Regions from separate parts of the Homo sapiens genome. Here regions 2 and 3 are each linked to region 1. A link is an interaction called in ENCODE POLR2A ChIA-PET data of the cell type or tissue named here. Cell type or tissue: Panc1. All regions are shown on one strand.

Evidence for each region. Peaks named below come from ENCODE experiments on the same cell type or tissue, not always from the same donor. Only the 100,000 strongest peaks of a DNase experiment are listed, where the experiment ranks them.
Region 2: POLR2A ChIA-PET joins it to region 1 with 16 read pairs; 3 of 35 experiments call an interaction of 5 or more read pairs at or near these places.
Region 3: POLR2A ChIA-PET joins it to region 1 with 14 read pairs; 5 of 35 experiments call an interaction of 5 or more read pairs at or near these places.

The regions. Positions count from the first base shown.
Region 1 is chr12:55,633,684-55,636,183 of GRCh38, reverse strand. No RefSeq gene overlaps it. Among named protein-coding and RNA genes, the nearest start is that of OR10P1, 2.0 kb to the left of the region's middle. In Panc1, no CTCF peak of the experiment used is centred here; no DNase peak of the experiment used is centred here.
Region 2 is chr12:55,698,030-55,700,529 of GRCh38, reverse strand. It overlaps ITGA7 (integrin subunit alpha 7), which reads left to right. Exons shown (of 25, transcript NM_002206.3): 5 at 541-660; 6 at 1,613-1,820; 7 at 1,954-2,147. Among named protein-coding and RNA genes, the nearest start is that of ITGA7, 8.6 kb to the left of the region's middle. In Panc1, no CTCF peak of the experiment used is centred here; no DNase peak of the experiment used is centred here.
Region 3 is chr12:55,685,896-55,688,395 of GRCh38, reverse strand. ITGA7 (integrin subunit alpha 7) reads left to right here. Exons shown (of 25, transcript NM_002206.3): 23 at 96-194; 24 at 300-425. Among named protein-coding and RNA genes, the nearest start is that of TMT1B, 5.4 kb to the right of the region's middle. In Panc1, no CTCF peak of the experiment used is centred here; no DNase peak of the experiment used is centred here.

The DNA.
Region 1 (2,500 bases):
TTCACTCAAGTTTCGCTATCTCGGTGGCAGCTTTCTGTGATCCTCAGGCTCAGAAATAATTATCCATGGCATTTCAAGATTAAAAGTGACATTTAGGAACATATATTTCCATATGACAGTACTTGGATCTTATCTTCAACATTTTAGAAGGGTGCTGTGCAGAGTCTGTTTGAACATCTGCAGTGATGGGGAACTCACCACCTATTGAGGTAGCCCTTTCTAGCTATGGCCTCTTCTGCCTGTAGGAAAAGACTTTACTGTATTGGTCTTGGCTAAATGCTTAGTATTTCATACAATATTTAACTCCTCTTGCACCAGAGAGCCCTTGAGTATTTGAGGAAGGCACTTTTATCTCTGCTTTCATGAGATGTTGCTTGTCCTTTTGTCCTAGCACTTATTACTCCACTGTGAGATCCTGCAGGACGTGGTGGGGAGGTGGGGAGGCAGTTACCTATTTTAGCAGCTGCTAATGTTTCCCAAGTGCTTGGTTCCTGCCAGGCACCATGCTAAGGGCTAAACATTCATTAAATCATTGGATCTTCCTAATTACACTACGACATAGAAACCTTCATTTTCTCCATTTTACAGATAAGGAGAGGGAAGCCCAGACAGTGTTAAGTAACTTTCTCAATGTCACACATTTTGTAAGTGACAGAGTTTGGGTTCAAATCCAGGTCTGCCTAACCCCAGAGCCTGTGATCTTAACCACCAAGTTATCAACTGCCTTGGAGGTTAATCACCAGTCAAAAAAAAAAAAAAAAAAAAAAAAAGAAAAAAAAAAAAACCAAGGCCAGGCGCAGTGGCTCACGCCTGTAATCCCAGCACTTTGGGAGGCTGAGGTGGGTGGATCACGAGGTCAGGAGATCGAGACCATCTTGGCTAACGCGGTGAAACCCCGTCTCTACTAAAAATACAAAAAATAAGCTGGGCGTGGTGGTGGGCGCCTGTAGTCCCAGCTACTCAGGAGGCTGAGGCAGTAGAATGACGTGAACTCAGAAGGTGGAGCTTGCAGTGAGCCGAGATCGTGCCACTGCACTCCAGCCTGGGCGACAGAGTGAGACTCTGCCTCAAAAAAAAAAAAAAAAAAAAAAAAGAGGTTAATCACCAGAAAAACAAGCTCAGTACTTGGACCATGTCGAGTGTTCGCTAAACATTTATTAGATGAGTGAACGAATCTCAGTTATAAAGACAGAGGAACTGATAAATAGAACAATTAAGTGATTTGCCTAAATTTAGGCAGCTAGTTTGACAAAGACAGGAAACTGGACTGGACTTTCAGAAGTCCTGGTCCCAAGATTCACGGAGCTTTGATCACCCATATTGACCCACGCCATGAGGTTAGTCTGGCCATCTTCATATTTAGGAAACAGAGCCTCAAAGTTCTATCCATTGCACTTAACTTTCATCCCACCCTCACTCTGCTCTCTCAACATATTTTTTTTTTTGTGGCCTTAAACCATTTATTCTAGCTTATGTTTGGAGAGTGCTGTGTGCTGGGGATTATACAGTATATCAGTTGACCTTTATAACAACATTAGTGACAATTGTTATTTTGTCATTGCAGATAAAGAACCAGAGCTCTGAGGGTTTAAACGACCTATGCAAGATCACAAAGTCAGTGAACAGCAGAACCAGAATTGTAATTTTGAGCCTGAGGTATCAACCACATACTTACTATATGTCTTGTGAGGCCAATAGCCTCACTCTACACTTTTGGGAGATGAACTTGCATGTAGTCAGTTTGGACAGAAGGAGTATCTGAGTTCATTAGTCCTCTCTACTTTCGTCCATAAATCTTCATGACATTTTGGGCTGGCTGATTAAAAAGGAAAAAAAAACTTTTCAGATGTCCACACCACCAAGAAAACACGAAATAGATCCTGATGTTTTCAAATTTTTAAAATGTTGTTTTTTTCAATTAAAAATATTTAGGAAACATTTGGAATAAATCCACCATTATTCCATCACCTTAAATTCTTTTTTTCTCATATATCACTCTCAAGTCTTTGTCCCACTGCAAACCCATATTCTATGCTTGTAGTCATAGTGTATATACCTTATGTCTTCTTTTCCTTTTTTAATGTTTGCTGTAAGCATTTTGCCATGAGACCGCATGGTATTCTGAACAATCTTTCAAAAAAAATTCTTGTAGTAGTCCATTGAATTTCTCCACTAACATTTAACAAACGCTTCTCATCCTTGTGCACTTTACGCTGTCCCATCTTTTTTTTGCTATGGTAGACAATGATGAAAACAATATTTTCATGTGTGTCTCAGTTTGCTCTGTTAGCTTATTCCCTTAGGGTAAATTAAGAGTAATATTATTGGCTAAGCATGTGGACATTTTTATGGGTCTCGCTGTGTTATAATTGTTTTGGATTCCTGTAGCTGGACACATGAGTGGCAATACCAACCTTTCATCTCTTAGTAAAACAGGTCCCTTAAAAAAAATTCAATAGCTTTAGGGGTACTAGTGGTTTTTGGTTACATGGATGAATTG
Region 2 (2,500 bases), 64 kb before region 1:
CCTGGGTTGGGGACAGGGTGGGGAGAGGGCTAGAAAGAAGAGGCAGGGCTTCCCCGTGTGCCTGTCTAACTCAGTGTCCGGCCTGAGGGGTGTTCCTTGCGCCCTGCCCTGGGCACTAACAGGTCTGTCCTTGCAGGCACGGCCAGGGTGGAGCTCTGTGCACAGGGCTCAGCGGACCTGGCACACCTGGACGACGGTCCCTACGAGGCGGGGGGAGAGAAGGAGCAGGACCCCCGCCTCATCCCGGTCCCTGCCAACAGCTACTTTGGTAGGGACCTCTCCCCGGCCCAGAACTGCTCTAACCCTCTGCTCCTCTCTCTTGTCCTCTCTCTCCATGCTCCCATCCTTCTGTCTCTGTTTCTGTCTCTCACCTTGTCTCTCTCTGTCTTTCTGTCTCTGGCTGTGATCTCTCTGGTCTCTTTTTCTCTCTCCACCTCTTCTTCTTCCACCATTTTCTGGCCTTTCTGTGGCTCTGTCTCCCTACTCTGTGGCCCCTACTCTGGATGTCCCCTCCCTGGTGTCTCACCCCACCCCCCACAGGGTTGCTTTTTGTGACCAACATTGATAGCTCAGACCCCGACCAGCTGGTGTATAAAACTTTGGACCCTGCTGACCGGCTCCCAGGACCAGCCGGAGACTTGGCCCTCAATAGCTACTTAGGTTTGTAAGCTCCCACCTCCTGGACTCTAGGGGCATGGCCCAGCCTCCCCTCCTTCCCCAGGGAACTCGACCTTTGGTGCCTTATAATCTCCTCCTCCCCCAACACACACCCAGGGAGACATACATTGGGCCCAAATTGCAGAGAAGAGCTGGGTCCAATGATCAGGCCTAAGAGGAGGAGGCCCCCAGGGTGGTGGCCTCTGGGGCTGTGAGCCAGGGGTCTCCATGGAGGAAGATTCAGGTGGAATGAGAGGGCCAGGGCTGAGGATATTTTGGGAAGGACAGTCCTGTCTTCTAGGGGGACTTTCCCTGAGGGGATGGATGGTGGGCACATATTGAAGAAAGGGCTAATGTTGTTGGTAAGTCCCTCTCGTTGTCTCATCTGCATTCCTCTGCAGAGGAGGAGGAAACCAGGCCTGGGAGATGTTTGGGTGAAGCAGGCGCTCTCTCACTCCCCCTTGTCTCCCCCTCATCCATGTGAAGACTTCCCCTCCCTGCCAGGATGAGGGAGTTGGGGGAAAGAGGTGCACTGGGTGGGATTCGGGCCTGAGAGGGACCTCTAGCTCTTCTAGCTCCCTGGGTGTGGGCAGGGTGAGGCCACTGTGCTCAGCCTCCTACCTGGGCTCCTGGCCTTCTCAGCCATCACCTTTCTCTCTCTTGCCCAGTCCCTGAGGCTGACCTCACTGCACTTTTTGTGCCAAGCTTGTCTCTGGGCCTGGTGGGTGTGGGAGGCTGCCAGGCCCTGTGGGGAGGAAGAGCTATCCAGCTGTGGTGCTGATGACTTGGGGGGACCTATCTTTTGGCTCTTAACCTAGGGGAGGGGGCAGGGTGCAGGGGAGCTGTGACTTGGCTCTTAACCTGTAGGGAGGGGGCAGGGGCTGGGGGAGCTGTGACACACCCCAGCTTCTGAGTCTTGGGGTGAAGACTTAGGGGTAAGTCACCCTTCCCCCAGGCTTCTCTATTGACTCGGGGAAAGGTCTGGTGCGTGCAGAAGAGCTGAGCTTTGTGGCTGGAGCCCCCCGCGCCAACCACAAGGGTGCTGTGGTCATCCTGCGCAAGGACAGCGCCAGTCGCCTGGTGCCCGAGGTTATGCTGTCTGGGGAGCGCCTGACCTCCGGCTTTGGCTACTCACTGGCTGTGGCTGACCTCAACAGTGATGGGTGAGTGGGTAGAGGGCCGTGCCACCTGAGGGAGGCTGGGTCTAGTAGCCCCAGTCTGGCTGAGGCCACTTAGCCTCCTGCTGGCTCCTCTGGCCAGGGAGGACCCACACTGAATGTTTCCCTCTCTCCATAGCTGGCCAGACCTGATAGTGGGTGCCCCCTACTTCTTTGAGCGCCAAGAAGAGCTGGGGGGTGCTGTGTATGTGTACTTGAACCAGGGGGGTCACTGGGCTGGGATCTCCCCTCTCCGGCTCTGCGGCTCCCCTGACTCCATGTTCGGGATCAGCCTGGCTGTCCTGGGGGACCTCAACCAAGATGGCTTTCCAGGTGTGACGGGGAACTGGAAAGGCTCAGGGAGGGAGGGGCCACAGGAGGGATGGGGAAGCCCCTCAGAGGTCAGGGTGTGGTCTTCTGAGGACTCAGGGAGAGAGGGTCCCTGAGCTTATGTCTGAGCTGTACCATTTACCAGCTTTCTGACCTTGGCAAGTTCCTAACCTTTTTGCGTTAGTAATATCTGCAGGGAGTGGCCAAGAGGATTAAAGATGATGTATGTAGAGTGCCTGGGATTTTGTAGCCTCTCAATAAAATAGAAAACATACCTGAGTGACTGGGGGGAGTTGAGGCCTGGATCTTGTCTGCAAGGCCCCCAGCCAGCGTGACTGCCTTTTCCCTGTGCCCTG
Region 3 (2,500 bases), 52 kb before region 1:
GTTGGGCACCATTACATTTATAATTTCAGGAGGTAAGGGGAAGGGAGGGAGACATGGGGCATTTAGGAGAAGGGTCTCCTTCCCTGTTCCCTTAGGAGTACTCAGCTGTGAAGTCCCTGGAAGTGATTGTCCGGGCCAACATCACAGTGAAGTCCTCCATAAAGAACTTGATGCTCCGAGATGCCTCCACAGTGGTGAGCTGCAGGGTTGGGGGATAGGTGGGGAGGACTCTCTTCTTTCCTGCTCCCTCCAGTTCTTGTTCCATTGACCTCTTGCTCCATTGACCCCTTGCTCCCCAGATCCCAGTGATGGTATACTTGGACCCCATGGCTGTGGTGGCAGAAGGAGTGCCCTGGTGGGTCATCCTCCTGGCTGTACTGGCTGGGCTGCTGGTGCTAGCACTGCTGGTGCTGCTCCTGTGGAAGGTGAGGCTTGGAGGTGGGGCTGATGGGGGTGGACTTCCTGGTTGGGTGAGCAGCATTTTGTATTGTGGTTCTGTCACCCACCCACACACTCATGTATTCAGCAAATCTGCACTGAACACTTGCCCTGCATGTCTCAGGAACTCTATTAGTCCCTGGATGTTTCAAAGATAAATCAGATGCAGGCTGGGTGCAGTGGCTCATGCCTGGAATCTCAGCACTTTGGGAGGCCTAGGCAGGTGGATCACTTGAGGTCAGGAGTTCGAGACCAGCCTGGACAACATGGTGAAACCCCATCTCTACTTAAAATACAAAATTAGCTGGGCGTGGTGGCACGCACCTGTAGATCCAGCTACTTGGGAGGCTGAGGCAGGAGAATCGATTGAACTCGAAAGGTGGGGTTGCAGTGAGCCGAGATGGCGCCATTGCACTCCAGCCTGGGTGACAGAGCGAGACTCCATCTCAAAAAAAAAAAAAAAAAAAAAAGCCGGGCATGGTGGCTCATGCCTGTAATCCCAGCACTTTGGGAGGCTGAGGTGAGTGGATCACCTGAGGTCAGGAGTTCAAGACCAAGCTGGCCAACATGGTGAAATCCTGTCTCTGTTAAAAATACAAACAAATAAAAAAAATTAGCTGGGCATGGTGGGGGGTGCCTGTAATCCCAGCTACTTGGGAGGCTGAGACAGGAGAATCGCTTGAACCCGGGAGGTGGAGGTTGCAGTGAGCCAAGATTGCGCCACTGCACTGCAACCTGGGGGACTGAGCAGGACTCTGTCTCAAAAAAAAAAAAAAAAAAAAAAAAAAGAAATCAGATGCAGATCTCGTTCTCAGGGATTTTATAGTCCAGTGGGATGGGAGTGGTGAGCCTGTAGTCAAGGACAAGGCAGGAAGTGTTGAGTTGAGAAAATGGAGTGGGAGTTTAGAGGGAAAAAAGCTTGAGAGGAGGTAGCACTGGAACCAGTCCTCAGAGGAAGGTGGGGTAGTAGGGTGAGGATGTAAGGGGATGAGGTAGGTGGGGTCCAGCAGGACCATGGTAGGCAAAGTCGTGGAGGCAGAGAAGTGTGATCTGACTTAACTAGAATGTGGCAGTGAAAACTGGAAAGGTAAATGTGGCCAAGAAGGCCAACAAGCACGGAGAACGGCCTCCAGGGGACTGCCCTCATGGCGGAACTCAGAGCTTCCACATACCAGGCTCTGCATGGAAGCATTCTTGTACACCCAGAGCTGTATACCGAATCATACTGGTATCCAGGGCTCAATGTAAAAGTATGCACATGCACACGTCAGTACACGGAATCACATACATCACCGGGGTCATATGCTGAGCCATCTGCCACATCGGGGGCTATGTTCAGAACCACACATGTCCTTGGGGCTCTGGAGAACTGCCCCTGCCTGTGCCTGCTCTTTGGGACCAATCAGAGACTGAGCCACCCTTTGGCAAGTGTGAATCATCAGTAGACCAGGCTCTGGAGTGGCATCCAAGCTGTTGGGAACCTTCCCAGTCTTAGGGGAGATTGATGCCTCTGTGAAACTGGTCCCAGGATGCTTGCTCCCTGCTCCCATGGAAGGAAGACAGAGCAGAGATAGGGGATCCTGTCCTTCCTCAATCTTTCCATCCTCTGCTTCCTCTGCCCTGCTTCTCCCTCGACATCCTAGTGTGGCTTCTTCCATCGGAGCAGCCAGAGCTCATCTTTTCCCACCAACTATCACCGGGCCTGTCTGGCTGTGCAGCCTTCAGCCATGGAAGTTGGGGGTCCAGGGACTGTGGGGTAACTGTTGTGTGTGTGCATGTGTCTAGTGTGTGTGGGTATGTATGTGTGTGAATATAAGGAGAATTCCCAGCATTCAGGGGATCAGGAATGTTCAGGGTGAAAAATGAGATTGCATGAGAGTGATGTGAGGTGAGAGGTAATTAGAAGGGTGCAGATATAAGGGTAAGTCTACACAGCCTGAGGCGTGCACAAAGGGTTGGTGGGCTCATGGGGTGTGAGCATGTGGGAGTGTGGGGAGGTCGCATGCATGCTTTTTTCTATGGGCATGAGTGTGCAAGGAGATGAATGTGTAAGGAGATGCCA